2 separate regions of the Homo sapiens genome follow, and region 1 is linked to region 2. Evidence: chromatin loops called from intact Hi-C (ENCODE). Cell type or tissue: prostate gland. All regions are shown on one strand. Links, peaks and the distances in the headings refer to the core of each region. The heading gives the core; the rest is flanking DNA.

Region 1 (2,901 bases), core at 96-2,595, 230 kb after region 2:
CAGGGAGCAACTATGCCAGACAGATTCCCCAACATGCTGACATCAGGGCCCACACCCAACCCCAGTCCCTCTTCCAGTGCAACTCACAGACACAGACAGACTCCTCTCTGTCACACCAGTGGCCCCTAGCATTTTAAAGGGGGCCATGGGGACAGAGGGTGAATCTGGGAGAAGCCATGCTCAGGCCTCCTGGGATTGACAGTCACCACTGAAAAATGAAAAAAATAGAGGACGGACTGGGAGAGTCCTCAGATATCTACCTCTCCATTGTCTTCAGGGGCAAACTGAAGCCCAGGGAGAGGATGGGAAAGGTCACACGGCCAGGGCCAGAGGTCAGAGCCGGAGCTGGGATCAGGCCCCAGGTCTCTGGATTCTCAATCTCCCTCCCCTCCAGAAAAGGCTGCACTTGCTAAGAGGACTGGAGGGTTTCTGACCCACAGCTGCCTCCACTCCCAGATTCCAGCAGCGCTGGATGTTCCCTCCCTCACTCCCTGTCTCAACCCGCAAAACCTGGGAGCGAGCCCACAGCCCTGGGAAGAGGCAGGGCCAAGGCCCACTCCACCCTAACATCCCGACTCCTCCAGGGAGAGGCCGCCCGAGCCAGGGCAGAGGGAAAGGAGAGGGAAAGCAGAAGAGAATGGAGAAGGGGGAAGGAGGAGGGGAGAGAAGAGAAGGGAGAAGAGAGGAGGACAAGGGGAGAGGAGCAGGAGGGGGGAGAGAGAAGCGGGGAGTGAAAGCTGAAAGCTGATAAGGAAGAAAGGAGGGGAAAGGTCCGAGGAGAGGAGATGGAACGTGGGCTCTGAGAAGGGAGAAGGCTGACCAGGCGGGGAGTGGAGGGAGGGCAGGTAGGAGAGATACACCCAAAAAAGGGACAAGCTGAAGACAAGAGCAAGGGAAAGGGGTGGGCAGAGGGGCAGGGAAGAGGGCTTCAGCCCAGGGGACTCCCCTCCCCACGTTTCACGGACCTCCCCCAGGGGCAGTGGGGGCGAATTGAAAATGAAACACCTCGTCCCCGGGCCCAGGGATGTGACCCTCGGCATAAGAGGATTAGGGAGGCTTCCAAGAGGAAATGGGGAGGGTGCCAGGAGTGGGGGAGCCGAATGCAAACTCCTGCTGCCCCCGCACCCCCCCCGCCAACGCCGGCAGAAAGTGCGCGCCTCCACGCCCATTGGAGCCATGGAGCGCCAGTGCCCCCTTGTGGCCATGGCCCTTGGCTCACCCGGCCGCAGCGGCGGTCTAGAAAACTGGGGGAAAGGGTGCACGGGGTGGACCTTTGGACACCTGAAGGGTACGAGTGCGACGAAAATCCAGGGGGTGGGTCAGTGACTTTGCTGGAGGCCTCCAAACCCTTCAAGCATCAGTAAAGACCTCAATAGTGAGCCTGGGCGTTTCTCGTTGGCCTCTCCCACCCTTGCAAGGGTGGCTCACAAGGCATGGGCTGGAGGCTCTAAGGCACAAAAAAACCAGCGCACATCCACGCCTCCGAATGCCACGCTCACCCCAGCGGCACAGTTTCCGTCCTTATCCTGGCCTCTGCCTCTCATCAGCCTCTGGGTGCCTCCCACTTCACTCCCAAGGGCCTGCTTCCCTAGGCCATAGCGCACAGCCTGTGTTTGTGTGTGCGTGTGTGTGTGCGGCGGAGTGTAGAGGTTCTTGTCCACAGTGAGGGGTGGAACTGAGCTGGATAAGACACTTACCGGGAAGAGTCAAGAACCCTGGGTTCCAACTTGCTTCCATGGCTGTCTTGCTGTGCAACTTTGAGCATGTCTTTGCCCTCTCTGGGCCTCAGGCTCCCCATCTGGAAGCAAAAGACTTGGCCTCAATGATTTCTAAGGGTCTATCCAGCCCTCTACACTCTATCTCTATCTCTAACACTCTAACTCTATCATTCCAAAAGAGAGAGCTTGAGGAAGAAACTAGTCCAACGCAAGGGAGAATTAGTAAGTACTCCATTGTCGTGTGGAGAAGGGGTTTGCAACTATAATCAGGTGGACATCCCACCCAGCCCTTGGCCCCAACTCCTCCTCCAGTGCCCTCAGCAATACTTCTGCCCCAGATCTGCACAGAGACGCCTGTGGGTTTCAAACTCAGGCCCGCTCAGTGGGACTGGGGTAACTTCTTCCACGCCAGAGGTCCAGGGCAAGAGGCCAGCCGCCCTCCTCAGTCCCTCACCATGACAGGGGGTGCAGAACTCCTTATGTGTCCATTCAAAGCCCAGAGCCCCAGAGTGGATGGAAAGTGCAAGGTCAGCAAGATCTCTTCTCTTCAGTGAGCCCAGCTCAAGGCAGGAGACTCAGCCTGGAAATGGAGAAACCTGAGCCTGGCTCAGCTCCCCCAGAGAGGAGGGGAGGGAGGGGAGGAAGCACAGGGAGGTGAAGGGCACCTCAAGGAGGCAGCCTGTCTCAGGCAGGAGATACCTTGCCCAGTGCTGAGAAAGCCATGAAGGAGAACGAAGCCCTGAAAGGTGTGGGGTGGAGGAGGCAGGGTCACCCAGCTAGGGAAATGAACCAGAAAGAAGGCAAAGAGTGTCTTTGGTTTGAGTCAGTTAGGTGCTTGAGTCTGTCAGTTATTTTTTCTCTGCCTCAATTTCCTCATCTGCAAAATGGGGGTAATAGTATTCACATCACTGAGCTGTTGTGAGGATTACATGAGTTAACATTTGTAAAAAGCACTTAGAACATTCCCTGGTACCTAGTCCGTAATTTTGTTTTATTTCTATTTTTAACCCCCAGGAAATCCCGTCCCAGAGCATACAGTCTGAGGAATCCTGGAATGCTCTAAGACCCTTATACTTAAAGACTTAAAAGAATTGATCAGGGCCGGGCACGGTGGCTCACGCCTGTAATGCCAGCACTTTGGGAGGCCGAGGCAGTTGGATTGCTTGGGGCCAGAGTTGGAGAC
Region 2 (2,901 bases), core at 169-2,668:
CATGAAAGATGACAAAAGACTGAGGAACTGTCATAGATTGGAAAATACTAAGGAGAAGTAACAACTAAACGCAATGTGGGATTCAGGACAGGATCCTGGAACGGAAAATAAGATGTGACGGGGGAAAATAGGGAATTCCAATAAGATCTGTAGTTCAGATAATAGTACTGAACCAATGTTAATTTCTTGGTTTTGATCACTGTACCATAGTTATGTAAGATATTAATATTAGGAAACTAGGTGAGGGGTGTACGAAAGCAATCTGTTCTATTTTTTGCAATATTTCTATAAGTCTAAAATTAGTTCAAAATAAAAGGTTTTAAAAGTTGCAATGTAAAAGATTTAGGGCAGATACCTGGAAGGCCTCTGGTGGCAGAAACATGAGATGTTTCAGTGGATTTTTGAAGGGTGCTTGTCTCAGGCAGTTAAGGAAAAGAGCCTGGGTGTTTAGCCCTTGGGTCCTCAAACATCCTGGTGCCTCTCTCTGCATTTGGGGCTGGGAGACCTCCTCTCTTCTGGGCAGTCTCCCACAAAGATTTGTTCAACGTAGTGGCCTGTGGTTGGTCAACTCCCCTGTATCTCCAGACCACCCCCACCCCCCCAACCTTGTGTCACCGGCTGAGACTGCAATCCCCACTCCCTGTTTCTTCTCTCTAATATAGCACTGGTGGGGGGAGGGGGTGGGGAAGCAGCCCTGTGTGTGTGTGTGTGTGTGTGTGTGTGTGTGTGTGTGTGTGTGTATAGCAGGAGAGCTGGGGATTCCCATCCTAGAGGATGGAGGTGGCCGAGGTGAGGCTGAAGCAGTTGGGGGAAGGCTTAGCAGGCAGGCGAGCGGCTGCTCCAGAAAGAGGGCGGCTCAGACAGTGGTTAGCTGCGGAGTGGGGCTTAGCAGAGGGAAGGGGGAAAGGGAGGGGGCTCTCCTTCTCAAGGGGCCCTTTCATGTTGAAATCAGCCAGCGTGAATGCTGGCGGCCCAGGAGCCCAGCCGGGGGAAATGTGAGAGCCCCCTTATCTCCCCTCATGTCACAGTGCCGTCTGCAGTTCTCAGCCGGGCCAGAGAGGATGCATTAGGAGAAGTGTTGGTGGGGGATGGGGGAGAGAATGCTCCCATCAAGACCTAGGGCTGGGCCCACTTAGTTAAGGGGAGGTTGGAGGAAGCAGGTTCCAGACTGTCCTGCTGCTGGAGGTGGGGGTGGACTGGAGTGCCCTGCATCTCGAAGCAAGGAGAGCCAGCAGGCTTTGGGGCCTAGGGTGGTGGATTTGGCAGGAATCAGAAAGAAGGCCTCAGGTTCCACCCCTATCAAATGCCAGAATGCCCTATACAGCATGCCTCTGGTCTGCTCTGGGAGTGCAGTCCTTGCCCACACACCTGCAGGAGCAAGGAGCCCACTCCCTCCTGGGAGAGCTGGGAGAGTCAGGCCATGGGTTCCACCCCTGGATTCAGTTCTCGTTTCTGGGTAGGAAACCTGGAACATTTGACTAGGAAAGCCAAGGCCTCACCTTTCCCAGGACACTCTCAGCCCAGGAGTGACCCCTGCTGTTCAAACAACCTTTAAGGCAGAGGACAGAGCCATTAGCTTCCCATGGCTTGGACTGGGTGGTCCTTCCTGCCCCTTCCAACCCTGCAATCTTGTTTCTCTGAGATGGGCTGTGTGGTTCTTTGTAAATCTGCTGTTGCAGGAGGGAGGTGGGTGAGGCCACATCTGGACTGTGGGGGCCTTGTTGGCTGGAGCTGTCAGCAGCCAATGTTTTCACAGACACCATTTGCCCGTGCAAGTTCCCGGCCCCCAACACACTCCCACTGCCCAGGGCCCCAAGCCTCCTCCCTGCAACAGCACAGGAACCCAAGGGAGCCCTGGGTCGACTCCAGGATGACCTAAACCTTTAGGTCATCCCAGAAGCCTCTGCTGCCCAAGAGAGGGAAGAGCTGAGATGCCACGGGGCCATGTGGAGGTGTGGGTACAAACAGGACAAGGTGAATGAGACAATTTGAGGAGCCCCTGGAGACAGCTCAGTGCACAGGGCTGTAGACCTCTGGGATCTGCCTCTCGCTTTTTCTTTTTTGTTTGTTTGTTTGGTTGTTTGTTTTCGGGGGGGTGGTTCTTTTGAGACAGAGTTTCACTCTGTCACCCAGGCTAGAATGCAGTGGTGAGATCGTGGCTCACTGCAGCCTCGACCTACTGGGTTCAAGCTATCCTCCCACTTCAGCCTCCCAAGTAGCTGGGACTACAGGTGCATGCCACCACACCTGGAACATTTTTGTATTTTTTTGTAGATATGGAGTTTTGCCATGTTGCCCAGGCTGGTCTCCAACTCAAATGATCCGCCCGCCTTGGCCGCCCAAAGTACTGAGATTACAGGCGTGAGAGCTGCCGTGCCCATCTTGTCCTGATTTCTCCCAGAACCTTGCTGGATGACCTTGGGTCAGTCTGTTCCTCTGTCTCCCCAAGTGTCCAATGGGAAGAATTCCTCACCACCTGATTGAAAATAGCCTTAGCTTCTTCTGTGAAAATAGCTCCTTCACAGCATGTACCTCTATTTGAGCTCTTCTGTCTCCCCCACTAAAGCACGATCTCCATGAGGGCAGGGGCCCTATGCCCTGGGCATCCAGAACAGGGGGGCAATGGGTCTTAAAGGCCTTCTCAGTGCTGGACACTCTCATTGCATTTGTTCCAAGCAAGATTCAGGGTTTGAGCCAGGGACGGAGGAACCATGTTCTGGGGGTGGCAGAGGAGAATTTTCTCCTGGAGCTGCGTGAGCATAGTGGGCCACATGGTGGGCTCTAGGATGCAAAAGGCTAGGCTAAGGCCCCCTGGGAAGGGGAGACAGGCCTGAGATAGCTGCCAGGGCACGAGACCTACCAGAGGCTGATCCAACCCAGCCAGGAGATGGGCTGTTTCCA

Evidence for each region. A loop is a pair of places that touch in the nucleus more often than their neighbours do. Peaks named below come from ENCODE experiments on the same cell type or tissue, not always from the same donor. Only the 100,000 strongest peaks of a DNase experiment are listed, where the experiment ranks them.
Region 1: it touches region 2 in a loop (3-fold over the local background); 12 of 110 quality-filtered maps call a loop at or near these places.

What each region holds. Positions count from the first base shown.
Region 1 is chrX:69,284,977-69,287,877 of GRCh38, forward strand. No RefSeq gene overlaps it. Among named protein-coding and RNA genes, the nearest start is that of LINC00269, 110 kb to the left of the region's middle. RefSeq lists an enhancer at 1,022-2,003. In prostate gland, for the core only: a CTCF peak has its summit at 1,211 (motif pointing left); DNase peaks (open chromatin) are centred at 515 and 1,145; H3K4me3 peaks cover 431 bases; H3K27ac peaks cover 629 bases.
Region 2 is chrX:69,059,346-69,062,246 of GRCh38, forward strand. LOC105373242 (a long non-coding RNA gene) reads right to left here. Exons shown (of 6, transcript XR_001755876.1): 5 at 2,861-2,901. Among named protein-coding and RNA genes, the nearest start is that of PJA1, 100 kb to the right of the region's middle. RefSeq lists an enhancer at 1,406-2,307. In prostate gland, for the core only: a CTCF peak has its summit at 1,538 (motif pointing left); a DNase peak (open chromatin) is centred at 1,536.